2 separate regions of the Homo sapiens genome follow, and region 1 is linked to region 2. A link is an interaction called in ENCODE POLR2A ChIA-PET data of the cell type or tissue named here. Cell type or tissue: PC-3. All regions are shown on one strand. Links, peaks and the distances in the headings refer to the core of each region. The heading gives the core; the rest is flanking DNA. Region 1 overlaps PARK7 (Parkinsonism associated deglycase). Region 2 holds the start of LOC105376695 (a long non-coding RNA gene).

The links. ChIA-PET counts read pairs that join two places held together with the same protein. Peaks named below come from ENCODE experiments on the same cell type or tissue, not always from the same donor. Only the 100,000 strongest peaks of a DNase experiment are listed, where the experiment ranks them.
Region 1: POLR2A ChIA-PET joins it to region 2 with 20 read pairs; 2 of 35 experiments call an interaction of 5 or more read pairs at or near these places.

The regions. Positions count from the first base shown.
Region 1 is chr1:7,985,362-7,993,691 of GRCh38, reverse strand. PARK7 (Parkinsonism associated deglycase) reads right to left here. Exons shown (of 7, transcript NM_007262.5): 7 at 8,187-8,330. Among named protein-coding and RNA genes, the nearest start is that of PARK7, 28 kb to the right of the region's middle. RefSeq lists enhancers at 1,324-1,854, 4,923-4,982. In PC-3, for the core only: no CTCF peak of the experiment used is centred there; a DNase peak (open chromatin) is centred at 4,901.
Region 2 is chr1:8,234,929-8,243,258 of GRCh38, reverse strand. It overlaps LOC105376695 (a long non-coding RNA gene), which reads right to left and starts at 3,301. Exons shown (of 3, transcript XR_946937.3): 1 at 3,136-3,301. RefSeq lists enhancers at 2,652-3,207, 3,208-3,764. In PC-3, for the core only: a CTCF peak has its summit at 4,150 (motif pointing right); DNase peaks (open chromatin) are centred at 4,098 and 4,998; H3K4me3 peaks cover 739 bases; H3K27ac peaks cover 2,391 bases.

The DNA.
Region 1 (8,330 bases), core at 253-8,252, 250 kb after region 2:
ATACTATGTGATTCCACGGAGAGGAGGTACTGAGGGTACTCTCATTCACAGAGAGAGAAGGTGGAATGGTGGTTGCCAGGGGCTAGGGGTAGGGGGAAGGAAAGTTAGTGTTTACTGGATACAGAGTCTCAGTTTTACAAGATGAAAAAGAGTTCGGGAGATGGATGGTGCTGATGCTTGCACAACGGGATGAATGTATCTAATACCACCGAACCGTATACTTAAAATGGTTAGGATGGTACATTTCATGTTGTATGTATTTTACTGCAATAAAAAAATTTAATGGGGGAAATCCATTAATAGAGGAATGCCCAGGAGTTTGAGACCAGCCTGGACAACATAGTGAGACCCCATCTCTACAAAAAAATACAAAAAAATTAGCTGGGTGTGGTGGCATGTGCCTGCAGTGCCAGGTACCTGTAGTTCCAGCTACTGGGGGTGAAGGGGCGGGCAGCTGAGGTGAAAGAATGGCTTGAGCCCAGGAGGTGGAGGCTGCAGTGAGTCTTAATCGCACCATTATTCTCCAGCCTAGGTGACAGAACAAGACTCAGTCTCAAAAAAAAAAAAAAAAAGGTTAAATTACAGTGTGGTTATACTATAACATTCTGTTCAACCATTACATAAACAAAGTGGACTTGAACATGAGCAGATTTCTAAGACATACTGTTTCAAAAAATTCAATTTGCAAAACAATATACTCAATAGGATCCTATGTATTTTATTTTGTTTTTATTTATTTATTTATTTTGAGATGGAGTTTTGCTCTTGTTGCCCAGGCTGGAGTGCAATTGCGTGATCTCGGCTCACTGCAACCTCCGCCTCCCGGGTTCAAGCGATTCTCCTGTCTTAGCCTCCTGAGTAGCTGGGCTTATAGGCGCCGGACGCCAGGCCCAGCTAATTTTTGTATTTTTTTTTTTTTAGTAGAGATGCGGTTTCACCATGTTGGCCAGGCTGGTCTCGAACTCCTGACCTCAGGTGATCCACCCACCTCGGCTTCCCAAGGTGCTGGGATTACAGGCATGAGCCACTGTGCTCGGCCTTACTTTATTTTTAAAAAATTGACACAATAATGTACAATCTCTGTGTATGTATAAAACATAATGTGTGTGGATGTGTGTGTAGAGTTACATATTTGTAAATTCCTAGAAAACAGACTGTAAGCGAGACCTCAAAGTGGGACTTTGGGGAAAGGAAGAGGAGGTAGGGGAGGGAGGGCGGGACAGAGAACTTTCAAGTCTTGCTTTATGTATTCATGTATCATTTGAGTCTTTCCCAATGAACAGGTATTGGTGTATTTGTTGTATAATTACATTTTTAAGTGCTTTAAGACCCAGGTGGCGCTGAGCTAGATGCCTCATGGACTAATGACATGGTATTATCCACCATCCGGAGATAATTTACTCTTTCATAAGTGTGCTGAGTGGCTGGCATTCCTCAATAAGGGATGTAGAAGCATAAGCAAGTATTAGAAAAGAGGATGATCTCACTCTTGCCTGTGACCTTTGTAAGTTTTATTCTTGCACTGATTTACTGCTGAAGCCCAAATTTGAGGCCTGACCATCCTTTTATTACCATCATCCTTTAACTTGCCCCCGGCTGTCAAGTTATCTGTAACAAAGCTTCCTCCCAGTCACCCTACCTGCCTCAGCTAGTCACTCAGCAATGCAAATAGAGAGAATTCTGCATTTTGTAAGACTGACCACATAGCACAGTAGGGCCCCAGGCGCCAGGCAGGCAGGGCCTAAGACCGCCGCACAACAGATACGGAGGGCTGGAGGGAGGAATTTTCAGGACCAGGTGAATACGGGACTGTCGCCAGGCCACATTCCATCTAGGTCTAAAAAACAAGGAAACAGCCTGGAGCAGCGGCTCACTCCTGTAATCCCAGCACTTTGGGAGGCCGAGGTGGGTGGATCACCTGAGGTCAGGAGTTCAAGACCAGCCTGGCCAACATAGTGAAATCCCATCTCTACTAAAAATATAAAAATTAGCCGGGTGTGGTGGTGGGCGCCTGTAATCCCAGCTACTTGAGAGGCTGAGGCAGGAGAATCCTTTGAACCCGAGAGGCGGAGGTTGCAGTGAGCGGAGACCGCACCATTGCACTCCAGCCTGGGCGACAAGAGTGAAACTCTATCTCAAAGAAAAAAAGGAAACATAACTTTCTCTTCAGTATACTTTGTGAAATCTTATTCTCTTCTGGAAAGAAGAAATCTGAACCAAGCACACTTGTTATGGCTTACTTACCTTTGCTTGCCTTTAAAGAAAACCACTGAAGCAAAGATGTGAAATCTAAAGAGGGCAACATCTCGCTCCTGGCTGCTGTCTTCCAACACAGGCTCTCAGATTTTACCATCATCAATCCAAGTTTTGTGTCTGGAGGTTGCACCTCCATTAGCCACAATTTTGTCTTTTCTTCTTTATTTTTTAAGACAATGAACTTTCAAGTCTCATGTTATTTTTAAGCCAAGTAAAAACCTCCAGGAGCAGGCTGAATTTAAAAACAAAATACTTGCCGGGCGCGGTAGCTCACGCCTGTAATCCCGGAACTTTGGGAGGCTGAGGTGGGTGGATCACGAGATCAGGAATTTGAGACCAGCCTGGCCAACGTGGTGAAACCCCATCTCCAGGAAAAATATAAAAATTATCCGGACGTGGTGGTGCATGCCTGTAATCCCAGCTACTCAGGAGGCTGAGGGAGGAGAATCGCTTGAACCAGGGAGGTGGAGGTTGTAGTGAGCCGAGATTGTGCCACTGCACTCCAGCTTGGGCGACAAGAGCAAGACTCTATCTCAAAAAAAAAAAAAAAAAAAAAAAGAAAAGAAACCCTGAGAATGTGATCACATGCAGAATTGAAACAGCAAAGCAAAATAAAGCAGCTCTGTGAAGTAGCTGAATGTCTGAGGCCCAGCAGGTATGCAGCCCTGTGGGGAGATCCCATCTGATCAGCTGGTCCGGGACTTGTTTGGGAACCTGCAAGCTGCAAGAAGTGAAAAAGATGATGATGGTGGTGATAATGATGGTGACGGTGGTGGTGGTGGTGGTGATGCTGATGGTGATGGTGGTGGTGAGGGTGATGGTGATGGTGGTGGTGATGGTGATGATGGTAGTGGTGAGGGTGATGGTGTTGGTAGTGGTGATGGTGGTGGTGAGGGTGATGGTGAAGGTGATGCTGGTGGTGATGGTGGTGGTGGTGAAGGTGATGGTGGTGGTGATGGTGATGGTGGTGGTGAGGGTGATGCTGGTGGTGATGGTGATGGTGGTGGTGAGTGTGGTGATGGTGGTGGTGAGGGTGATGGTGAGGGTGATGCTGGTGGTGATGGTGGTGGTGGTGGTGAAGGTGATGGTGGTGGTGATGGTGATGGTGGTGAGGGTGATGCTGGTGGTAATGATGGTGGTGATGGTGGTGGTGGTGAGTGTGGTGATAGTGGTGAGGGTGATGGTGAGGGTGGTGAGGGTGATGGTGATGACGGTGGTAGTGATGGTGATGATGGTGATGGTGATGGTAATGATGGTGATAGTGATGGTGGTGGTGGTGACAACAGTGGGGATGTTGATGATGATGGAGATGGTGATAGTGATTGTGGTGGTGGTGATGGTGATGGTGGTGAATCCAGCATTCACATTCTTCCCAGTGCTAAAGACCTTCCTTAGTGCTCAGTCCCATAAGAGCCCTTGGCCCCAGCCTGGATGCCTTGGGACTCAAGCTAGGGTCTGGGAAAAGGGCCAGCTCTGGAAAGGCCTCATGCTGGAACCGTGAAGAATGTGTCCAGCCCAGATGTGAAAAGGAACAGCCCCTTCCTCTGCACTGTGCTGACAGACTCCTTGTGTGCATGGGGAAGATGCTGTAGCTAATAAACAGGGAAGAGTCTGAGAGCAGCCCAGATCCCCCCCAGCACTCCTTGAATGCCCAGGTCCCTGCTGCTGCTTCCCTCTAAAAAGGGAGGGTGTTTTCTAAAAAAAACAAGCTAATTCTACAGGAGAACTGACTGCAGGAGAACATGATGTCCTCCTCATTCCTTAGGAAACCAACACCCTAGAATATAGAGTAAGTAACCAGACTCAGATGATACAGTTGGCTACTAAAGTAAAATCATATTTTACATTTGATGTTGCAGTTACAGAAATGAATCCTATGGCATAGGCCCAGTAGGCTCTTGACCTCTAGAAAGACTTTCTTCTCTGCAATGGATGATACCAATGACCACTTTTTCTAGGGTTACTGGTCAGACAGAGTTGGAGATGCAGCACATAAATGTCCACAAACTGGTAGAAGTTCTCGAAGATATGACAAGTGAAAAAGCAGGGGCAGAAGAATGCAACCCCTCTTGGGATTCTGGATAGAAGTTGATCCTTTTGTATAAAGAGTGAAAGAAAATCGGCTGGGCACAGTGGCTCACGCCTGTCACACCCTCACCCCCAAATCAGGAGGAGCACAGTCAAGCCACCTGCCACACATCTTAATCACACATCTGAATTCTGACTCCAGGTCACTTTTCAACTGTAGATAGCACCCCTCCCACTTAAGTTCCCAATTTTTGTTTGTCCCCTCCCCGACCAGAAGTTTAGGAAGCAAGTTTGTTCAGCCTGGGAAAGAAGTGGACAGATAAGAGAGAGTGGAGGTTTTAAAAATGTTATCAACATGCCAAAAGCTAGTCATTCAAGAAGGACCAGAAAAAGCCCAAGGTTTAGATAAAGCTGGTTCCTGGAGCCCCCATCCCAAACACTGTCAGAGAAAGGGAAATGAATCTTCACTACAATGCCTGGGCTCTGATAATACTGATTTACCTTAGAGATGCTCTTTTAGAAATGCTCATCTAGAAACACCTTTTCCTGCTGCCCTGAGGGCACAAAAACTCAAAGAGCCAATTTCTTTCACTATCTCCCTTCCTGTAGATATCTCTAAAATTCCAAGGAGCTTATTCAGAGGTAAGGGATGCTGGCAAAACACCTAGCAAACTTGAGAGAGTTTACAGTTGTTCACTATTAGTAATAAGTGGTTTTCAGATCAGCAGTTTCACTTTTTGTTCTTTTTTTTTGAGACAGAATCTCACTCTGTTGCCCAGGCTGGAGTGCAGTGCTGTGATCTTGGCTCACTGCAAACTCTGCTGCCCGGGTTCAAGCGATTCTCCTGCCTCAGCCTCCCAAGTAGCTGGGATTACAGGCGTCCGCCATCACGCCCAGCTAATTTTTGTAGTTTTTAGTAGAGACAGGGTTTCACCATCTTAATCAGGCTGGTCTTGAACTCCTGAACTCGTGATCCACCCACCTTGGCCTCCCAAAGTGTTGGGATTACAGGCATTAGCCACCGCACCCAGCCTGTGACTTTCAAATAGCAGGTATCCGCCGGGCACGGTGGCTCATGCCTGTAATCCCAGCACTTTGGAAGGCTAAGGCAGACAGATCACCTGAGGTCAGGAGTTCAAGACCAGCCTGGCCAATGTGGTGAAACCCTGTCTCTACTAAATATGCAAAAATTAGCTGGGCATGGCGGCAGGCAATTGTAATCCCAGCTACTTGGGAGGCTGAGGCAGAATTGCTTGAACCTGAAAGGTGGAGGTCGTGGTGAGCTGAGATAGGGCCATTCATTGGACTTCAGCCTGGGAGACAGAGAGACTCCGTCTCAAACAAACAAAACAAATAGCAGGTATCCAGTAAACAAACAGCAGGTGTCCAGTTTTCTTTCCTTATTAAAAGTGGGCTGGGCACTGTGGCTCACGCTGCAATCCTAGCACTTGGGAGGTTGAGGTAAGAGGATCACTTGAGCCCAGGAGTTTGAGACCAGCCTGGGCAACATACTGAAACCCTATCTCTACAAAAAATAACTAGCTGGACATGGTGGTGTGTGCCTGTAGTCTCAGCTACTTGGGTGGCTAAGGCATGAGGATCGCTTGAGCTGGGGAGGACCAGGCTGCAGTGAGCCATAGTTGCGCCACCACAATCCAGCCTGGGCAACAGAGCGAGACCCTGTCTCAAAAACAAAACAAGGCCAGGCGTGGTGGCTCATGCCTGTAATCCCAGGACTGTGGGAGGCCGAGGCAGGCGGATCACTTGAGGCTATGAGTTTGAGACCAGCCTGGGTAACACAGTGAAACCTCATCTCTACAAAAAATACCAAAAATTAGCTGGGCACAGTGGTGCGTGCATGTAGTCCCAGCTACTCAGGAGGCTGAGGCAGGAGAATTGCTTGAACCCAGGAGGCAGAAGTTGCAGTGAGCCGAGATCGAGATACTGCACTCCAGCAGACTAGAGTGAGATCCTGTCTCTAAAGAAAAAAACAACAAAAGTGTATTTTACCTCAAATTCACCAATCTGAACTCTAAATTCATCCCAGCCCCTCCCCCAAGGACTCCTTCACAAACTCAAGACATTGAATCTCCACATGATCTGTGTTCAAGTCAGAAATGTGGGGGTTGTGGCCGGGCGCAGTGGCTCACACATGAAATCCCAGCACTTTGGGAGGCCGAGGCAGGTGGATCACTTGAGGCCAGGAGTTCGAGACCAGCCTGGCCAACATGGCAAAACCCCGTCTCTACCAAAAATAAAAAATTAGCTGGGCATGGTGGCACACATCTGTAATCCCAGCTACTCGGGAGGCTGAGGCAGGAGAATCGCTTGAACTTGGGAGGTGGAGGTTGCTGTGAGCCGGGATCATCGTACCACTGCACTCCAGCCTGGGTAACAGAGCAAGACTCTGTCTCAAAAAAAAAAAAAAAAAAAAAAAAGTGGGGGTTGTCCCGGACGCCCTTCCTCTCACACCCTGAGTGGGTGCCCAATGCTGCCACCTGACTGGCCCCAGCATCCCGCCTGCCTGCGTGCCTGCTCCAGAAGGGTCTCTTCTCTGCAGGGCCAGTCTTTGAACGAGGTGGGTCAGGTCTCTCTCTGGTGGTTCTGTCTCTGTCTTGACACCTCACCATGGCCCTGGCTACCTCTCCAACTTCACCTCCTACCATGTTTCTCTAACCCGCCTCTCAATGCTCCTGCGGCAGGGCCTCTACACTCCCTGCTCCTGCTGCCTGGTATGCTCTGAACAGACACCTACTTGTCTCTTTCACACCCAAAAGTCCTCAGATTCCCACTAAGATCTCTTTTCGGAGAGGCCTTCACTTCCCATCATGCAATTCCCCTGTCACTGCCTCCTTACCCTCCTTAATTTTCTTCATAGAATGTGGGTATTTTCGTATTTGCTTTCATCTCTCCCCGGCACCCACAACATAAGCTCCCCAAGGACAAAGGCTGTGTTTCTCCCTGGCGTATTCCCAGCAGCAGGAACAGCACTTGGCACACAGTAGGTACTGACTGAGCACACAGCTGGGGAAGGAATGAAAGCCTAAGCACTGCTCCTACTTCACACCTGAAATGTCACTTCCTCAGAAGCCTCCCTCCCCACTCCCCACCATGGAAATCGTCTCTCCCTTAGCATTATCATCTGTTAAAGCACTTACTAAAATAGACAATTACACATGTGTTTGCATTGTAAAAGTTAACATCTGCCCAGCCTTCTGGACTAGGGTCAGCCACCCACAGCGTGAGAGCCGTCCCAAGCAGGTCTTTCGCTGGCAGTGACGAGACGGCTGCCAGTGCTCTGGGTTGCCAGCATATCCTCTTGGCCACTCCAGCAGCTATGAGACCCTCGGATGGAGTCTCGTGGACTGACTGAGCTCACCTGGGTCACACGGCCAGTGGTAAACAGGGCTCGGATTGGCTGGGTCTGGATCATGTGCCCGCCCAGGAGGAACTGGGTGGTTCACAAGGAATGCTGGGTGCTATTACCTGGGGAAGGGAAAAGAGATGTTGGGCCAACCTTGAAAAGTTTTTATCCAAGTACTCTTTCCATAATGGAAAAAGGAACTGGTGTATAAAAATTCACCAGTACAGCCAACTTTTTTTCTTTTTTTTTTTTTTGGAGACAGGGTCTCGCTGTGACACCCAGGCTGGGGTGCGGTGGTGTGATCACAGCTCATTGTAGCCTTGACCCCCTGGGGCTCAAGTGATCCTCTCACCTCAGGCTCCTAAGTAGCTGGGACTACAGGTGCATGCCACCATGCCTGGCTAGTTTTTGTATTTTTTTGTAGAGATGGAGACTTGCTATGTTGCCCAGGCTGGTCTTGAACTCCTGGCCTCAAGCAATCCTCCTGGCTCGGTTTCCTAAAGTGCTGGGATTACAGGCATGAGCCACCACACCCAGCCCTCATTGGTATTTTTTAATAGCACATTAAAAACACACAGCTAATAAGCAGAGAAAATCACAAGCCTCTTAAATTCTGTTTGTATGCCTTTCCTCCTTGCTGTGTAAAATGTGGTCACTGTTCTTTTATTTCAGTGCCATATGG
Region 2 (8,330 bases), core at 235-8,234:
TTTCTTTCTTCCTTTCTCCCCCTCCCCTCCCCTCCCCTCCCCTCCCCTCCCCTTCCCTTCTCTTCTTTTGAGATGGAGTCTTGCTCTGTCACCAGGCTGGAGTGCAGTGGTGCAATCTCGGCTCACTGCAACCTCCGCCTCCTGGGTTCAAGCGACTCCCCTGCCTCAGCCTCCCGAGTAGCTGGGACTACAGGCATGAGCCACCACACCTGGCCCTTTTTTAAATAAATAAAAAATAAACAAATAGTGCTGGGCGCAGTGGCTCACGCCTGTAATCCCAGCAGTTTGGGAGTCTGAGGTGGGTGGATTACCTGAGGTCGGGAGTTGGAGACCAGCCTGACCAACATGGTGAAACTCATCTCTACTAAAAAAATACAAACAAAATTAGCCAGGCGTGGTGGCTCGTGCCTGTAATCCCAACTACTCAGGAGGCTGAGGCAGGAGAATTGCTTGAGCCTGGGAGACAGAGGTTGCAGTTAGCCAAGATAGTGCCACCGCACTCCAGCCTGGCCGACAGAGTGAGACTCTGTCTAAAAAAATAATAAATAAATAAATAAATAAATAAATAAATAAATAAAGTATCTTGGATATTACATAGGTCAGCTTCATTCTTTTTAATGGCTGCACTGTTCCACTGTACAGATGCCCCCGATGTGTTTAACCAATTCCATATTCATGTACATTGAGGCGATTTCCTGACGTGTTTTATCAGTCCACTTGTCTTGTGTTACAAATGATGCCTTTGTTTGCTTGTTTCTTTGTTTGAGACGGAATCTCACTCTGTTGCCCAGGCTGGAGTGCAGTGGTGTGATCTTGGCTCACTGCAACCTCTGCCTCCTGGGTTCAAGCGATTCTCCTGCCTCAGCCTCCCGAGTAGATGAGATTACAGGCGCGCGCTACCTTGCCCGGCTAATTTTTTCTATCTTTAGTAGAGACAGAGTTTTAGCATGTTGGCCAGGCTGATCTCGAAACTCTTGACCTCATGATCTGCCCGCCTCGGCCTCCCAAAGTGCTGGGATTACAGGCGTGAATCACTGCCCCCAGCTTGTATTTTTTTTTTTTTTTTAGTAGAGACAGGGTTTTACCATGTTGGCCAGGCTGGTCTCCAACTCCTGACCTCAGGTGATCGCCCACCTTGGCCTCCCAAAGTGCCGGGATTACAGGCATGAGCCACCGCGCCCGGCCACAAATGATGCCTTAATGAACGTTCTGGGATCTATGTCTTTATGCATGTGTGCCGCAGTGTCTATAGGATAAATAGGAAGAATTCCTAGTTTTGAACTCCATTTTCTATCCCACACCCCTTTCCAGAGACCGCCGTGCTCTTCGCTGAAGACCTGTACTTGCTTCAGCCAACATCCGCCAGGTCATGCTGGTCTTTGCTTCTTCCTTCCTTCCTGGCAAGAAGACAAAACCAAAGGCACACAGAGCAGACAGCTCGCCTTCCTGTGCTTTTCCTGTGGACCTGTGGTTGCTCCTGGGCTGTCATAGCCTCTGTAGACTTCGGACCTACTTATTTATCTAGGCGTGCAGTGGCTGCTGCTCTGTCCTGTCTCCACTGCCTGCCTGCCTACTTGGGTGTCTGGCACCCCGGGCTCCTCCCTTCCTTCAAGGATGGCATGGGTCTTGGACTTGGATCCATGGAATCTGCTTGCTTTTCCTTATGCTGAAGGACTTCTCAGCCTGCCCTGTGTCTCCTGTGTTTGCGATGCTGGTTTTCTCCTTCCTAAAATAACTGACCCTCCCACCCATACCTCATGCTCCATCGTCAGCCACAGTCCAGAGGCTGCTTGAGCCCTCATAGCGCATTTACTCTGTCGACCGCTCTCGCCAATGTACCCTCCACCCTGCAGCTAGAGTAATCTTTCAAAAAGAAAATCAGGCCAGGCGCGGTGGCTCACGCTGTAATCCCAGCACTTCGGGAGGCCGAGGTGGGCGGATCACAAGGTCAGGAGATCGAAACCATCCTGGCTAACACAGTGAAACCCCGTCTCTACTAAAAATACAAAAAATTAGCTGGGTGTGGTGGTGGGCACCTGTAGTCCCAGCTACTCGGGAGGCTGAGGCAGGAGAATGGCGTGAACCCGGGAGACGGAGCTTGCAGTGAGCCGAGATCACGCCACTACACTGCAGCTTGGGTGACAGAGCGAGACTCCATCTCAAAAAAAAAGAAAAGAAAAAAAAAGAAAATCAGGCCAGTTGTGGTGGCTCACACCTGTAATCCCAGCACTTTGGGAGGCCGAGGCGGGCAGATCACAAGGTCAGGAGATCGAGACCATCCTGGCTAACACGGTGAAACCCCGTCTCTACTAAAAATACAAACAATTAGCCGGGTGTGGTGGCGGGCACCTGTAGTCCCAGCTACTCGGGAGGCTGAGGCAGAAGAATGGCGTGAACCCGGGAGACGGAGCTTGCAGTGAGCCGAGATCACGCCACTGCACTGCAGCTTGGGTGACAGAGCAAGACTCCATCTCAAAAAAAAAAAGAAAAAAAAAAGAAAAAAAAAAAGAAAATCAGGCCAGGCACGGTGGCTCACGCCTGTAATCCCAGCACTTTGGGAGGCTGAGGCAGGTGTATCACCTGAGGTCAGGAGTTTGAGCCCAGCCTGGCCAACAGGGAGAAACTCTGTCTCTACTAAAAGTACAAAAATTAGCTGGGCATGGTGGTGTGTGTGACTGTAGTCCCAGCTACTTGGGAAGCTGAAGCATGAAGAATGTCTTGAACCCGGGAGGTGGAGGTTGCAGTGAGCTGAGATCCTGCCACTGCACTCCATTCTGGGCAATAGTGTGAGACCCTGTCTCAAAATAAATAAATAAAAGAGAAAATCAGATCATGTTATTCTTTTTATTACTTCCGCCCACCCGTCCCCCACATCCCATCGCTGGGCCCAAGCAATGCTCCCACCTCCAGCTTCCAAAGTGCTGAAATGCAGGTGCGAGCCACCACGTGGGGCAGCTGTTTTCCTTCTAAAGATCCTCCTATGGCTGGCCTGTAACCATGCGTGTAATCCCAGCACTTTGGAAGGCTGAGGTGGGCGGATCACGAGGTCAGGAGATCAAGACCATCCTGGCTAACACAATGAAACTCTGTCTCTACTAGAAATACAAAAAATTACTCGGGGGTGGTGGCACGCACCTGTATTCCCAGCTGCTCGGGGGGCTGAGGCCGGAGAATCACTTGAAACCGGGAGGCGAAGGTTGCAGTGAGCCGAGATGGCGCATTGCACTCCAGCCTGGGCGACAGAGCGAGACTCCATCCAAAAAAAAAAAAAAAAAAAAATCTTCCTGTGGCTTCCAATGCACTTAGAAAAAAATCCAAACAATTCATCAAGGCCTGCCTCTCAGGCCCCTCCTCCAGCGCCCTCCCCACTTGGAGGCCTTCAGGCTGTCGCTCCCCAGGACAGGCTCCTCCCTGGGGCTGGGCATTTGCTGCATCCTTTGCTGGACAAATCCCCCACCTCCTCTTCCCCCGCCTTCAATCCCCCTCTACGAGTAGATGGGGCCACGTGGGCGCGGTGGCTCAGGCCTGTAATCCCAGCACTTTAGATCACACCACGCAATCCAGCCTGGGTGACAGAGCAAGACTCCATCTCATAAAAAAACAAACAACAACGAAAAACAAGTAGATGTGCCTCCCTCTTCCTCCATGGCCTTTATCAAACCTCCCCCCCGAAACAGAATGGATTTTCCTTGGAGAATGGCCTGCTCCTCATTATATAGTGTCAGCTAATGTGTCCCCTCTTCTAGAGGGTGTGACAAAACCAGGCCATTCAGACAACTCCCCTCTGGAATTTGACCCCAGAGTGCAGGTGGCATTAGAATTTACAACAGGCCAGCGCCATGGTTCCGGCCTGTAATCCCAGCACTTTGGGGATCTGAGGCAAGCAGATCACCTGAGATCAGGAGTTTGAGACCAGCCTGAAAATATAAAAATTAGCTGGGCCTGTAACCCCAGCACTTTGGGGATCTGAGGCAAGCAGATCACCTGAGGTCAGGAGTTTGAGACCAGCCTGAAAATACAAAAATTAGCTGGGCGTGGTGGCGCATACCTGTAATCCCAGCTATTTGGAAGCCTGAGGCATGAGAGTCGCTTGAACAGGGGAGGCGGATGTTGCAATGGGCCAAGATCTATCACTGCACTCCAGCCTGGGCAGCAGAGGGAGACTGCGTCTCAAAAAAAAAAAAAAAAAAAAAAAAAAGTTTACAGCAACAACAAAACCATTGGAACAGATTTATTTCAAAGGTGGTGCCCAGAAGAGACTTCCCTTGGACTGCTGCTCTTCGACGGCCCATCCCTCCTTGCCTCCACCTCCATACCCCTCCCCCTCACGCCTGCCCATCCCCCCATCTTCCATCACCCTTGCCTTCCATTCTACAGGCTTTCCGAGTCCTCCCGAGTCAGCCTCCCTTCTCATTCCCATAGCTGCCTTGATCTCTATTCTTTTCACTCAGAGAATCCTGCCTGACCGTCCCCTACCTCCTGGGGCCTGGACCTGTCTGTCTAGCCCTCCCCCCAACCCCCATTCACCTGGTGCCCAGTTCCAAGTCTGCACCCAGAAGCCCTGTATAAATATTTGATGAAAGAATAACAAAGGTTAATAAATCCCTGGCACTTTCTGAGTGGGGAAAGGCATAGAATAGGAATAGGAGTGAGATGTTTTGAGACAGGGACTCGATGGATTACTAACGAGCTGCATCATACGCCTTTGATTTTGTTGATGCCGCCTCCTTTGGAGCAGACATGTGGCTTTGAGGCAGTGTCCGGGCAGGACGAATGCAGCGTCTGTACTGTAAATTACTCAGTACCGAATATCCCACATCACTACCCTCATCACTGCGGCTTCTATCAGTGCTGAATACGTGGAATGTGTTTTTCTTTTGATGAAAAGGGAAGTTCTCTTGAGAAAGTGGGACAGTTACTCATCTATTCAACTTTCGAATAATTTCGTACATGCTGGTGACCAGATGTTTCATCTCTGATGTGTTGCTGAACTGATTCAGTCCCTTTTGTCAACACTGATCTTTTTGCTGCACTCCAGTGACCAATAGGAAGATATGGAAATGACGGTAGACTGCACTTCCTGGATAAAAAGCAAATATGCACATACAGGCGGGAACCGAAGTATCCATCCCCAGATTCCATAAGGGCCACAGGTGGCTTTGCCTGCGGCTGTTCACCATCACATCCCGGTGCCCAGCACCGTCGGAGTTCAATTAATGTATCAAATAACTGGATTTAGTTACTTACATTTTCATTAAAAAGCTAGTTTTGACACAAAGCAAATTCTTTTTTCCTTTGTTTCGAACTGAAGCTAGAACCCCAATAACAATAAAATCTCAAGGTTGAAAGACCATCTCCCCCAGGGCAGGGCGCTGTGGCTTACGCCTCTAATTCCAGCACTTTGGGATGCCAAGGCTGGCGGATGATTTGGGCCCAGGAGTTTGAGACCAGCCTGGGCAAGATGGTGAAACTCCATGTCTACCAAAAATACAAAAATTAGCCACTCTCATAACACAGTCTCAAAGTAAATAATAATAATAATAAACAAAAACAAAAAGATTATCTCTCCCAAGTGCCCATCTGAAGCTGAATTCCCTGTAGATCATTTTGGCCAGCTCTGCATCGCTCTGGATTTGGGCAAATTTTCCTTGTGTTAAGCCAAAAATCATACCGCAGGTACGGACAAAATAAGTCCACACTCTTTTGTGTGTGTGTGTGTGATGGAATTTTTGCTCTTGTTGCCCAGGCTGGAGTGCAATGGCGCAGTCTCAGCTCATTGCAACCTCTGCCTCCCAGGTTCAAGCAATTCTCCTGCCTCAGCCTCCCGAGTAGCTGGAATTACAGGCGCTGGCCACCACGCCTGGCTAATTTTTTGTGTTTTTAGTAGAGACGGGGTTTCGCCATCTTGGCCAGGCTGGTCTCAAACTCCTGGCCTCAGGTGATCCACCCGCCTTGGCCTCTTGAAGTGCTGGGATTATAGGTGTGAACCACCAAACCCGGCCGAGTCCACACTCTTACACATGGTCTCCCTGCAAGTATTTAGAGGCATCCTCTCCTTTTCTGCAGGATGCCCACCACCACCACACCCAGCTCTCACTCTAAGAAATCTCTCTCACACATTGTTTCAACCACTACCTCTAGCCCCATTCCCCAGAGACCCCCCTACCCTATTCTCTACAAAAGCAGGGCCCCCACCCCCACCGACAGGCCCGTGTCCTGGGCTCCCTTCTCTGATTGCTCTAAAAATTCAAATGGGTATAGTGGCTCTCACACCTGTAATCCCAGCACTTTGGGAGGCTGAGGCAGGAGGATTGCTTGAGGCCAGGAGTTTGAAACTAGCCAGGGCAACCTAGTGAGAGACCATCTCTAGAAAACTTAAAAAAACTTTAGCCAGGTGTGGTGGTGCACGCCTGAAGTCCCAACTACTCAGGAGGCTGAGGCAGAGGATTGCTTGAGCCCAGGAGTTCAAGAATACAATGAACTGTGATGGCACCACTGCACTCCAGCCTGGGAGACAGAGAAAGACGCTGTCACTAAAAGAAAAAAAAAAGTTGACTAGGCTTGGTGGCTCACACCTGTAATCCCAGCACTAGGAGAAGCCTAGGTGAGTGGATTGCTTGAGCCCAGGAGCTCAAGACCAGCCTGGGCAATAAGGTGAGACTCTGTCTCTATAAAAATATACGAAAATTAGTTGGGCATGGTGGCGCATGTCTGCAATCCCAGCTACTTGGGAGACTGAGGTGGGAGGGTTGTTTAAGCCCAGTGCCAGTGCACTCCAGCCCGGACAACAGAGTAAGACCCTGAAGAAAGAAGGAAGAGAGAGAGAGAGAGAGAGAGGAAGGGAGAAAGAGAAAGAGAGAGAGAGAGTTGGGGAGGGAGGGAGGGAGGAAGGAAGGAAGGGAGGGAGGGAGGGAGGAAGGGAGGGAAAGAAGGAAGGAAGGAAGGAAAGAAAGAAAGAAAGAAAGAAAGAAAGAAAGAAAGAAAGAAAGGGAGAGAGAAAGACTTCTTTTGTCCCCTCATGCCTATGACTTTAACCAGCAACAGTAAGTGGATGGTTCCCAAATTTCTCCCTGTGTCCCTGACATCTAGTCCACACTCCAGACCCCTGACTCCAATCAGCTGTTTGACACCTAGCCTGCATGTCTCATGGCCTGGCAGGGTGCCCCAGGTAGGGCTGGCGACTCCTGCCTGCACCTGGCCCCTCTCTCCGTGAGCTGAGCAGCTCCCTTTAGGGTCCTGCTGTTTCTTCTTCTCCCTGACTCCCCAAATTCAGTTCATCACTACGGCTTATTGATTATAGCTCCAAAATACAGCATTGTTCAAATCGCTCCTGTCTCTCTCTCCACGGCCATTGCTCTAGTCCACGTCACTGGAATTTCTCAGCTGAACTCTTTCAGGAGCCTCCTCTCATTCCTTGCATGAATGCTTTATTTATGTATTTATTTATTTATTTATTTATTTGAGATGGAGTCTCACTCTGTTGCCCAGGTTGGAGTGTAGTGGCGTGATCTCAGCTCACTGCAACCTCTGCCTCCTGGGTTCAAGCGATTGTCCTGCCTCAGCCTCCCAAGTAGCTGGGATTACAGGTGCATGCCACCATGCCCAGCTAATTTCTGTATTTTTAGTAGAGACGGGGTTTTACCATGTTGGCCAGGCTGGTCTTGAACTCCTGACCTCAAGTGATCTGCCCACCTCAGTCTCCCAAAGTGCTGGGATTACAGGCTTGAGCCACAGTGCCCAGCAGACCATCCTCTTTCTGCCACAGGGCCCTTGACTGTGCGGTCTGAGTCCTCTCTTCTGCCTGGAGTGTCTTTGCCACCCCTTGCAATGGTCGCCTCCTCTCCATTAGACACCCTTCACGAGCCCGCGGTTTCTCTCTCATGGCACCTAGAGTAGTTTATCATCACTTATTTACTTATATATATGGTGGTTGTATGTCGGTCTCCCCCACTGGATTCCAAACCCCCTGCAGGCAGGAATCAGCTCAGTTGTCTTTCTCCGGAGACATCCCCAGCACTTAGGAGAGCTCCTGGCATATATCAGATGTGTGATAAATATTTGCTACATGAACATGTGGTGATTCAATGTGCATTTCTAGTAAGTATCTCTCCCCTGTGACCCAGGGGGCCAAACGGCTAAATTCAAAACTGATTTCATTCTCTCTCTCCACCCTGTCTGTTTGGGTCTCAGTGAGCAGCCCATGACCCCACGAGTCACCATCACCCCCACCTCTCAGGGGTCAAACCAAGCCTCATTCATCCTGCCTCCTTAACAACTTGCATTTCTGTCCCTTCTTCTTCACTGTTATTGCTCTGAAGGCTTTTGATCAC